Regions from separate parts of the Homo sapiens genome. Here region 2 is linked to region 1. Evidence: chromatin contacts called from ENCODE Hi-C or POLR2A ChIA-PET data. All regions are on one chromosome and are shown on one strand. The core of a region is the stretch at or near the end of the contact, and the rest is flanking DNA. Distances in the headings are between cores, read along the strand shown.

Region 1 (6,030 bases), core at 2,553-5,052:
ATAGTCTTTGCTTTAATGATAATGATCTCCTGAGAGCCTGTGCCAGTGTCTTGTAACAGTTTCTAGCTTCTGGATTTGCCTTTTCCAACCCTGTGTTGCTGTTAGCTTAATCCTTGTAATTCCTGTGAACTGAAAGTTACATCTAAAGGTATGATTAGATTCAAGTTCAACTTTTTTCCGTTTTTAAGAAAGCAAAACTGCATAAGAGATAATGTTGGGTACTTCATGCTAAGACCAGAGACAAGCAATATCTTATCTCAGTGATTGCTAATTTCTTATGCTACTTTGGGTCATAAAATTCCCCTTTAAAAGTAGAGGTAATTACATTTCTTGCTTCTTCTTTTATTGCTTCCCGAAATATCTTTCTGAAATTTTATCCACCAGAACTTACAGTGGTAAGTAAAGTAAAGTGTAGATTTGCTTTTTTCTTCCTACTGATATCCAAGTCTCCACAGTATTCATTTAAATGGTCTTGGTGGTGGCCGGGCACGCTGGCTCACGCCTGTAATCCCAGCACTTTGGGAGCCCGAGGCGGGCGGATCGCGAGGTCAGGGGATAGAGACCATCCTGGCTAACACGGTGAAACCCCGTCTCTACTAAAAATACAAAAATTAGCCGGGCGCGGTGGCGGGCGCCTGTAGTCCCAGCTACAGTCCTCAGAGGCTGAGGCAGTAGAATGGCGTGAACCCGGGAGGCGGAGCTTCCAGTGAGCTGAGATCGCGCCACTGCACTCCAACCTGGGCAACAGAGAGAGACTCCGTCTTAAAAAAAAAAAAAAAAAAAAAAAAAGGTCTTGGTGGTTTACACAAATGTTTATATTTGCCAAAACACATGGAATTGTACCCTGGAAAAGGGTGAATTTTACTGTATGTTAATTATGCTTCAATAAATCTGACTTAAAAAATGGTCTTGGCCAGGCGCAGTGGCTCACACCTGTAATCCCAGCACTTTGGGAGGCCGAGGCGGGTGGATCACAAGGTTAGGAGTTCGAGACCAGCTTGACCAACATGGTGAAACCCCGTCTCTACTAAAAATACAAAAAATTAGCCAGGTGTGGTGCCACGTGCCTGTAATCCCAGCTACTCAGGAGGCTGAGGCAGAAGAATCACTTGAACGCGGGAGGTGGAGGTTGCAGTGAGCCAAGATCGCACCATTGCACTCCAGTCTGGGTGACAGAGTGAGACTCCATCTCAAAAAAAAAAAAAAAAAAAAAGTCTCCACTTGAATAGTCAATTATTCAAAGATACACAAATGGCCAATAAACACATGAAATGATGCTACTAATAATTATTGAAATGCAAATCAAAATTACAATGAGGTATCACTTCACACTCATCAGGATGGCTACCATAAAAAAACATAAAATAACAAGTGTTGGCAAGCATATGTAGAAATTGAAACCCTTATGCACTATTGGTGGGAATGTCAAATGGTACAACCACTGTGGAAAACAGTATGGCAGTTCCTCAAATAATTAAAAATTGAATTACTGTATGATCTAATAATTCCACTTCTGGGTATATACCCAAAAGAATTGAAAGCAGGGTCCAGAAGTGACATTTGTACACCAATATATATAGCCACACTATTCACAATAGCTAAAACGTGAAAGTAACCCAAATGTCCATCAATAGATGGATAAGCAAAATGTGATGTGTATTGTAATGAATCTTATTCAACCTTAAAAACGACCTGAATTCTGATATATGCTACAGTGGTCCCCAACCTTTTTGGCACCAGGGACCAGTCTCACGGAAGACAGTTTTTCCACAGACAGGAGTGGGGTGATGGTTTTGGGATGAAACTGTTCGACCTCACATCATCAGGCATTAGATTCTCATAAGGAATGGGCAAGCTAGATCCCTTGCATGGGGCAACCTACATCTTTCTCATGGGCAGTTCAAAATACGGTTTGTGCTCCTATGAGAATCTAATGCCCCCACTGATCTGAGGCCCAGCTCGGGTGGTAATGTTCACTCACCTGCTGCTCACCTCCTACTGTGCCACCAGGTTCCTAACAGGCCAGGTATGCATACTGGTCAGTGACCCAGGGGTTGGGGACTGAGCTGCAACATGGATGAACCTTGAGGACATTATAAGTGAAATGAGCCAGTCACAAAAAGATAAATACTGTATGATTCCACTTATATGAGGTACTTAGTAAAAAATTATAGAGACAGTAAGTAGAATGTTGGTTGTCAGGGTTTGGAGGATGTGGGGAGGAAAGGGTTATTGTTTAATGGGTAGTTTGTTTTGCAAAGTGAAAAGATTTGTAGAGGTTGAAAGGTGGTGACGGTTGTACGTGAGTATACTTAACACCACTGAAATGTACACTTGGTTAAGATAGTAAATTCTTTTTGAGACGGAGTCTCGCTCTGTTGCCCAGGCTGGAGTGCAGTGGTGCGGTCTCGGCTCACTGCAAGCTCCGCCTCCCGGGTTCATGCCATACTCCTGCCTCAGCCTCCTGAGTAGCTGGGACCATCGGCGCCTGCCACCATGCCCGGCTAATTTTTTGTGTTTTCAGTAGAGACGGGGTTTCACCGTGTTAGCCAGGATGGTCTTCATTTCCTGACCTCGTGATCCACCCGTCTCGGCCTCCCAAAGTGCTGGGATTACAGGCGTGAGCCACCGCGCCTGGCCAAGACAGTAAATTTTATGTGTATTTTACAATTTTTAAAATAAAAAAAGGTCTTTCGTCTTTTCCCATTGTTTTATTACATTTGCTTTGCCAAGTAAGACATTCCTATATAATTTTAATGTTTTGTTCCATTAGTTATTTTAACTATTTTGTAATAACTGACACTTTCCGGTTTTTTTTAACCTGGTACAGCAAGAGACTATTTCTCACTGGTCTTCCCCACTTGCATCCTTTGGCACATACATTTATGTATTAGGTTCTGTAAATTATTTGCTTGGGATTGTATGACTGGAGAAACATTTCCTACATTTTTCCAAGGCAGGCAGAGGCAAATTATACCACTACAGTAATTCCAAATTTGTGTTTCATTTAAATGTCCTCCACTATTGTTTCAGTAATTTTTATGTATGTTTCTCTAGGCCCTTAAATGTGATATCCCTCCATTAAGTTTGTTTCCAAGAAAGCAATATTCTCAGTTACTTCTGAGACAGGTAACTTCTCTTTCCCTTATTTTTAAAGATATCTATTGCTGGGAGCACTGATCGGAATGGATTACCTCTACATTCTTCATATTTGCAGACTGCTTTTAGTTTTAGTTCCCAGACTTTTGGTCTTAAAGACGCCTTTACACTAAAAAATTACGGGGGACCTCAAAGAGCGTGTACGTGAGTTATAATTATCAACATTTACTCAATTAGAAATTAAAATTGGTATTTCTAAGCGCAAGAATACACATGCGCACATTCCATTAACCGCCACTGCAATGGCGTCATCACATGTTATGTGATCACTGGAAATTACTACACGAACGTTAGAGAGAGAATGAGAATGAAAAGGAAAATAGTTTTGACACGAACTGACCCCGCTTCCTGGGTCTCCAATCCACCCCACCACTACCCCCATTCCAGGAGTCCCAGGATCAAGCTTTGGGAAGCGCCATCCGTCACAGGTCTTGGTCTCCCCTTCCAAAAGTCAGTGCCTCTCCAGGCTGCCCATCCCCAGCAAAGATCCGGAAGTCCGCTGCCCCTGGCAACAGCACCCAGCACCTAGCCCTCTGCTTCGCCGTACCGCACCCGGAAGTCGGAGCTGCGCACGCACCGCGGGACTCTGATTTCCCGGCGTGCCCCAGGAGAGCGGCGTGGACGCGTGCGGGCCTAGAGGCCCACGTGATCCGCAGGGCGGCCGAGGCAGGAAGCTGTGAGTGCGCGGTTGCGGGGTCGCATTGTGGCTACGGCTTTGCGTCCCCGGCGGGCAGCCCCAGGCTGGTCCCCGCCTCCGCTCTCCCCACCGGCGGGGAAAGCAGCTGGTGTGGGAGGAAAGGCTCCATCCCCCGCCCCCTCTCTCCCGCTGTTGGCTGGCAGGATCTTTTGGCAGTCCTGTGGCCTCGCTCCCCGCCCGGATCCTCCTGACCCTGAGATTCGCGGGTCTCACGTCCCGTGCACGCCTTGCTTCGGCCTCAGTTAAGCCTTTGTGGGCTCCAGGTCCCTGGTGAGATTAGAAACGTTTGCAAACATGTCCCGGATCGAAAAGATGAGCATTCTGGGCGTGCGGAGTTTTGGAATAGAGGACAAAGATAAGCAAATTATCACTTTCTTCAGCCCCCTTACAATTTTGGTTGGACCCAATGGGGCGGGAAAGACGGTAAGTCTTCAGTAGCCGCCTTCAGTTTACAGGTCGCTACATCTTTCGGAGAATAAAATGGGAAGTTGAGAACTCTCCTTAGGAGCAGAAGCGTCCCTAGGGCTCCACAGGTGTAGGCCCTTAAAGTGCCTTAGGGTGTGGCCTGCAGGCTACAGCGACCTTAGGAGTTTGCCTGAAGCAGTCTCGGAAGGATGTCCGGACCTGGCCTGGGGACAAGGTTTACTTAAGAATCCCACGATACCGGGAGCTGTCGCCGCTCACTCAGAGTTCAGTTCCCACTGGATGCCCTTTGGTCTGTATTGATGTTTTTAACGCTGTCTCCTTGCTTTCAAAGCATAGCATTCACTTCCCAGTAGTTGTCCCATACAAGAATTCCTTTAAAAGTTATAAAATGATACATACATGACTAAAGAGTTTCCAAGTATGCCAACTGTCCAGACATAATACATGGAAAATAAATAAATTCAAAATGTAACTGATGTAGTGGGGCTTAACTTGGAAAACTTCTCTTCTTAAAACTCAGTCAAAAATTTAACGTTGGTGCACGACTGACTTTTTTTTTTTTTTAAAGCCGTGGGAATATTTATAAATTTGAATGGAAAGAATAACCAAGAGGCATTCTGGTCAGGAATAGTGGCTTAAGAAAAAGCAAGACGATGTCAGTATAGCAGGGAGAAGAGTCTAAAGGAAGGATTTGTGAAGAGTGTAGAAAGAGAGAAGGTTGAGAATTGAATGCCAAACTTGTTTACTTTTGTTTTTGTAAAAATGTTATTTGTTGAATGCTTGTTATGTACTTAGGATTGTACTAAATACTAGCAGAAGGGAGAGTAGTACTGTATAGTGTTTATGAGGACTGGCTGCCTCAATACAGCTTTTTCGCTTCATTTATTAGTTGTCTGATTGTTTGCGAGTGACCTCACTGCTCTGTGCCTTAGTTTTCTCATTTATAAAATGGAGATTAAAAATAGTTTCTACAGCTGGGCACGGTGGCTCACGCCTGTAATCCCAGCACTTTGGGAGGCCGAGGCGGGTGGATCACCTGAGGTCAGGAGTTCGAGACCAGCCTGGCCAACGTGGCGAAACCCCATCTCTAATAAAAATACAAAAATTAGCCAGGCGTGGTGGCGCATGCCTGTAATCCTAGCTACTGGGGAGGCCGAGGCGGGAGAATCGCTTGAACCGGGGAGGTGGAGGTTGCAGTGAGCCGAGATCACGCCATTGCACTACACCAGCCTGGGTGACAGAGGGAGACTCTCTCCCCCCACAAAAAAAAAAAAAAAAAAAAAAAAGTTTCTACAGGCTGGGCATGGTGGCTGACGACTGTAATCCGAGCCGTTTGGGAGGCTGAGGCTGGGGGATTGCTTGAGCCCAGGAGGTCGAGAGGTCGAGGCTGCAGTAAGCCATGATCATGCAGCTGCACTGCAGCCTGGGCAGCAGAATGAGACCCTGTCTCTTAAACAAAAAGTTCCTACAGCCTGGAGTTAATGTGAGAATTAAATAAATGTATGTAAGAGTGCTTAGTACAATACAGTACTTAACTGTTAGCCATTCTTATTATTAACTTAAATTAGTTTAAAGGGTTTCAGTTGAAAATAATTATTTTTTTCCCAAGTAACAATTCTTCATATTAGGATAACTTCTTAGTTATATAGCATTTCTGTGAACTTACAGCATTAACACTTAATCATATTTTTATTACAGGTTTTATAATGTCAGATTTTATCTTTTATAGTTTCCATGATAAATAATAT
Region 2 (5,837 bases), core at 1,381-3,880, 100 kb before region 1:
CATTTCCACTGTAGTCAGAAATCCACACAGGTTCAAGGAAGGAGACACAGACCCACCTCTCCATTGGAGAAATGTCAAAGAATTTGCAACCATCTTTTAAATTCACCATACCCTCATCCAGAGTGATATATACCTGGGGTGGGGCAGGGCAAGGTAAGTGGGTGGGACATTGAGTCCCACGCTTCATTCTTCAGACTTTTCCCTCACCTCCCTGTTTTCATCCCTGTATTCATCTGCCCTCCCTCCTGCCTGTCTCTCTCCTGTTCAGTGTCTTTGTCTCCAGCTGTGTGGGGCAGGGTGTGGAGGTGAGACCTGGGGAGGATTTCAACCAGTTTCCTCCATTCATTACCCCCACAGGCTGCTGTACCTCAGCCCCACCAGCCACAACACCTGGACTCCCCAAGTCTGAGCTCCTCCTGCAGGGTTCCAGGGGTAAAGTGGCTTGCCTCCTGTCAGTGTGCCCCTCTGCAAGCCCTTCAGAGCCTAGCTTCCTCCATGTCAGTCATTATTCCTCCACCTGCCTCCCAGCTTCCTGTAGTTTGGGGAACTCTTTCAGCCACTCATGTCTCCTTTACCATTCTCTTTGCCTTTGAGAGTTAATACCATTTGGTTGGTTGGTTGTTTGAGACAGAGTCTCGCCTTGTCACCCAAGCTGGAGTGCAGTGGCACAATCTTGGCTCATTGCAACCTCTGCCTCCTGGGTTCAAGCAATTCTCATATCTCAGCCTCCCGAGTACCTGGGACTACAGGCATGTGCCACCATGCCTGACTACTTTTCGTATTTTTAGTAGAGTCGGGGTTTCACCATGTTGGCCAAGCTGGTCTCGAACTTCTGATCTCAAGTAATCCACCCTCCTCATCCTCCTAAAGTGCTGGGATTACAGGCATGAGCCACCGCGCCTGGCCCCATTTGATTTTTTTAAGAGACAGGGTATCACTTCATCGCCCAGACTGGAGTACAGTGGTGTGACCATAGCTCACTGCAGCCTCAAACTCCTGGGCTCAAGTGATCCTCCCACCTCAGCCTCCTGAGTAGCTGAGACTCCAGGTACACACCACCACACCCAGCCAATTTTTTTTTTAAGACAGGGTCTTGCTATGTTGCCCAGGCTGGTCTTGAACTTCTGGACTCTAATGATCCTCCTGCCTTGGCCTACCAAAGTGCTGGAATTATAGGCGTGAGCCACTGCACCTGGCCCCATTTGATTTCTAGACTAGCATTTTAGTGGTGCTTCAGGAGAGAAAGGAAACTAGGAGTGTAAATAACTGATGTGTTGAACTGGAAACCCTGTTGTACCTCTCTTGTATGGATCTATCTCTACATTGTGTTATAGTCTTCCCTGCCCTGTAACAGCTCTGTGAAGCAGTACAGTGACATTTAACCTTCTGTTGATCATTCAGAGTCCTCCTTATGAAAATACTTGTTTACCTTGGAATTATTAAGCTATTAAGCTATTACCTTGGAATTATTAAGTAAAGCTATTTGTTCTTCCATAATGAGGACCCCAGTCATTTTGCTGGGATTCTTTAAACCTTTCTTCGTGGCCGCCTCTGTCCCTGGCTGCCTTTCATCCTATGTATTTGTGGTGAGAGTGCCACATTACAGCACGTTAGCTTCTGATGTACTCTTTTCAAATGGCCAGCCCCGGTGACTCTGCCGGGCATTGTTTGTTTGCCACCCCCCCACACATCCCTGCTCCAGTTGATTTTCTGCTCTTTCCCACTCCTCCCAGGATTTGACCTTTGTGGATTCCATCAGCCAGGCTCCAGGTCCCCAAGCTTCCAGTTGGGTTTGGCCAATTGAAGACCCCTCCCCTGACCAGAGGTTGGAGGCTGGGAGGGGAAATGGGAGGTGCTTTATCCCCCCAGCTCCCTCCCTTGCCAGGTCTCAGGTCAATAGTGCCTGTGTTTTTCACCCTAAAACCACAGCTCCTGCCGGCAGTCCCCTCCTACTGGTCTCTCTGGGTTCCAGGAGCCCTCCCACCTCCTCCCTGGGGATTGGTGGTCACAGCTCCCACTGTTGCTGGCTGCAGGATGCTTCACCTTTCCTTGAGGGTTTCTCTTCATCTTGCTCACCCTTGGAAACGGTCCTTTCCTCAGTCTCTCCTGTTACCAGTGGAGTGTGCATCTGTTTCCTGCTGGGACTGTGATCAATACAGCAACCTTTTCTGATTTGCATCTAAAACAAGGATACTCAAGCAGAGAGGGTATCAACATTTAAAAAAATAAAACAAGAATAAATAGTCCCTGAGTGAGCCCTGAGAGACTCTCTTAGGCGAGAGTCTGGGTGTGAGCTTTGTGACTTCTCTAGGCTACGCAAGGGCTTTTGTTTGTTCATGTCGATGTTTTTAACTATAATGCAGATAATAGAGGGCAATAGATTAGTGACTTCTGTACTTACTGGAGTGATTTGAGAAGGAAAATAAGCATGTAAATCAAGGGAAGCCAGGATCACTCACTCTCCTGGTCCCAGTCAGCCCTCGTTTTTGTTTAATTTGTGTATTTCGAAGCACACATATCTCTAGGGAAGAAAATGAAATCAAGAACTCCTCCTGGCCACCGGTTTCCTGAAGCATGAAAAGGAAGCATTTCATAAATGCTTTGTAAAGAAGACAACAGGAAGGGGTAGTGTCACTGGCTGGCAAGAGCTGCTGTTGTGGTATTTCACAGACAAGGGAGGTGACGTGGCACATGGGGGCTGAGGTCCCAGCCAGAGGCCACACAGGCACAGGCCTCAGAGCCCAGGCCTCCCTCTGGCCTGTAGACCCTCAGCCCTACTGGACAGGAGGAAAAGGCCTAGGGGACATTGCCCCCATTTCACAGAGAGGAGGCTGAAGCCAGTGAAGCAGAGAGTTGCAGCTTCAGTGGGGAGACACTGTTATGCCCCGCCTGTCTTATTCATGCTTCTTTTACCTGTAGGGATTTTTTTTTACATGGCTACCCTTGAGTGATAGAGCCTTCATCAGCTTAGCTTGTCCTCTTGCAGCCTACGCCACTCTGTGCCCTTTAGCCAAGGAAGCCCAGCTGAGGCCCCGCAGCGTCCCTGCCCAGCAGAGCTACAGGAGGCCCGAGGCCCCTTCCTGTTCACTCTTGCTCTATAGACGCCACGCTGCAAAGCAGATGTGCAGGGACACCACCTGAAGACCCAGCCTGCAGCTCAGCCCTACACACTGTGGATGGTGGAGATCCCAGAGGGCCAAGAGAAGCTTATTGAGACTTCTCTGCACTGCCCCTCCCACAGCAGGAGGTTCATGGCCCATGCATTTCTGGGAGGGTTGACAGGGCCCAGGTTGTGGAATACCTGTCTGTGAGCCCCATGTCCTGTCTTGTCCCAGCTGCCTGTAGTTTGACAGAGTATGCTAGAGGTCAGCCATTGCTAGGGAGGCTGCCACTAACCACACAGAGAGGAAGGAAAATTCTCAGCCACAGCACTTAGAGCTGAGCCTGACATGGTCCTCAGCAAGATGTTGCAAGTTCCTAATCTGAACACAGAGGCCAGGGAGTAAGCATCATCTGGAGCCCAGAGCTGACTGTCATTACCCACAAACATAAACACCCTGAGTCTGGCCTTCTCCCCACCCTGCCGAGGTTGTCAGAGCCTCAGCACTGGCTCTGCCCTGGGTGGCAGCCCCTGGGAAGCCCAGCTGCCACCTCTCTACAAATGGCCCTGTAGAAGCTGTGCTCAGTGATCCACTTCCTGGGGGGGGCTGGGCCCACCTTGTTGCCATTACACCCCATTACAAACTGATGCAACCAGCTTTCAACAGACACTGCCAAGGAAGATACACATTACAACAGCATGCTGCAATACCTCTGCCTGTGCAAGAGACTGACCCACATCCAAAAAATGGACATCTTCCCACCCCAGTGTCTCACTCCACTGAGCTGGAAGTGGCCTTTGTCAGGACCCTGTGAGGTCTTGAGTGGATCTGCTTTTCCCAAGATATTAAACCAGTGACTTTAAATCCTGGCTGCATATTACCATCATCTGGGATATTAAAAAATACTGATGCCTGGATCTTGCTCCCACCCAAAGAGTCTGACTGAATTGATGGGGTTTTCAAACATTTTTTAAGTGTTTGTTGAAGGATGACATACATGCAAAAAAAAAAAAAAAAGCACAAACCATAAGTGTAAAGCTCAGTGAATTTTCACAAAATGAATTTACCCCGAGTAACCAGCATCCAAATCATGAAACAGAACATCACCAGCAACCCCTGGTACCCCTTCCACTTACTACCTGGCTCCAAAGGCTAATGTCCATTCTGGCTTCTAATGGTGTACAGTCATTTCTCCTGTTTTCAAACTTTATATGATGTAAATGGAATCAGGCAGTATATATCCTCTTGTTGTGTTTGTGAGATGATTCATCCAAGTTGTTACTTAGAGCTGCAGTTTATTCACTCTTCTTGCTATAGAGTATTCCACTCTATGGATATTCCTCGATTTATCCATTCTACTGTGATGCATTTTTGGATATTCGAGTTGTTATTTATAATTCGGAACTATTCTGACTATTGCAATGACATGCTAGTGTGTATTTTTGGAGTACATGTATATCCATTGCTGGGGAAGCATGGGTATGAGTATGTTCAGCTTTAGTACCTTATGCCAAATAATGTTCCCAGGTGGCTGTACCCATTTACACTCCCTCCAGCAATGTATGAGAGTTCTGGTTGCTTCACATTTTTGCCAACCATAGATATTTTCTATCTTTTTCATGTTAGCCATTCTGGCAGGTATGTAGTGGTATCACAGTGTGGTTTGAATTTGCATTTCCCTGATGACTAATACAGCTGAGCAACCTTTCATATGTTTGTTAGCCATTTAGATCTTCTCTTTGCAAAGTGCCTGTTGGAATATTTGGACATGAGTATTTTTAAAAAGCTCCTTAGGTAACTCTACTGTGTAGCCAAGGTGGAAAACCACTGAACTAAAACCACAAATTAGTATCTGCGTCTCCCTTTCTTCATGATTTGCCTTTGAACTTAGAGCATTTTGGATCTGAGAGGACCTCGTGGAACTGGGAAAAGATTATATTCACTCCCTACTAAGATGAGCCTGTCAGGAAGAAGCAATTGGAGCTGGCAGTTAAGAATCTTTAGGAATGTGACCTCTACTTCAGAAGGGTCCAGGGAGGGCCTGTGGTGTCCACAGCTGCCACAGACATTTCCTAACCACAAAAATGGCCCCTTGGTGGTCTCCCCAGAGCTCCAGGCAGTCATGGGGAGGAAGCGGAGGGCCCCATGCCAGGTACTTCCCAGTTTCTAGGCCAACATGAATGGGACACAGCTCATATGGGGTTGTGGTTAGACTGGGGACAGTGGAGCATATGTTCTGGGGACCTGGGTGTGGCCAAGGGAGGCCTCCTGTCTGTGGCCTTTGTCCCAGATTGGAAATCAGCCAGTGGGGCTCTCCTACATGGGTCCAGGCCTGGCTAGCTCTTGAATTCTGTGCGTTTGCATGTGGGTCCTTATGCATGCGTCCTAGAGCAGGGTCCCAGGGGGCCACTCCCCCCCCCGACCCCTTACTCCTCTAAGCTGGGAAACACGTGGCATGAGAGAACACACTGTGGCTTCTAATGACATCGTGTCTTGATTGCATCCCCATTGCATCATCTGGGCTCATCTCATCCCCACCTCTGGACTGTAACATCATCCCAGGGACTGCCGGACACTCATCTGTGCTCCCCCACAGAGAGTATAATGCCATTTGGTAATTCAGTACAGCCTCTTCCAACTTGAGAAAGAAGATGCATTTCCTTCCCTCAGTCTTGAGCTGTGCAGGTGTCACGCTGAGCTGCCCTGTGTGGGCTCCATGTTGGCACACATCGGTTG

Evidence for each region. Hi-C counts contacts between places; a loop is a spot of excess contacts on that map. ChIA-PET counts read pairs that join two places held with the same protein, here RNA polymerase II (POLR2A). Pooled maps may share reads with other maps.
Region 2: a pooled map shows a loop between it and region 1 (2.5-fold over the local background). The contact joins the enhancer-like site here to the promoter of RAD50 in region 1. A Hi-C loop is called at or near these places in 1 of 37 single-sample maps with no recorded cell type and 6 of 50 pooled maps. POLR2A ChIA-PET finds 5 or more read pairs at or near these places in 1 of 52 experiments (CD4-positive, alpha-beta T cell).

What each region holds. Positions count from the first base shown.
Region 1 is chr5:132,553,175-132,559,204 of GRCh38, forward strand. RAD50 (RAD50 double strand break repair protein) reads left to right here and starts at 3,803. Exons shown (of 25, transcript NM_005732.4): 1 at 3,803-4,279. The coding sequence starts at 4,151. It also overlaps a transcript of IL5 not described here. RefSeq lists an enhancer at 3,426-4,086.
Region 2 is chr5:132,454,026-132,459,862 of GRCh38, forward strand. All of the region lies in intron 3 of CARINH (colitis associated IRF1 antisense regulator of intestinal homeostasis), which reads left to right. Among named protein-coding and RNA genes, the nearest start is that of LINC02863, 30 kb to the left of the region's middle. RefSeq lists a silencer at 1,917-2,109 and enhancers at 2,388-3,058, 3,059-3,728, 3,656-3,885. Within about 2 kb of position 2,631, at least 30 of the 41 ENCODE cell types and tissues checked have a DNase peak (open chromatin) inside an H3K27ac peak, as active enhancers do; they include CD4-positive, alpha-beta T cell, where a contact is called at or near this core.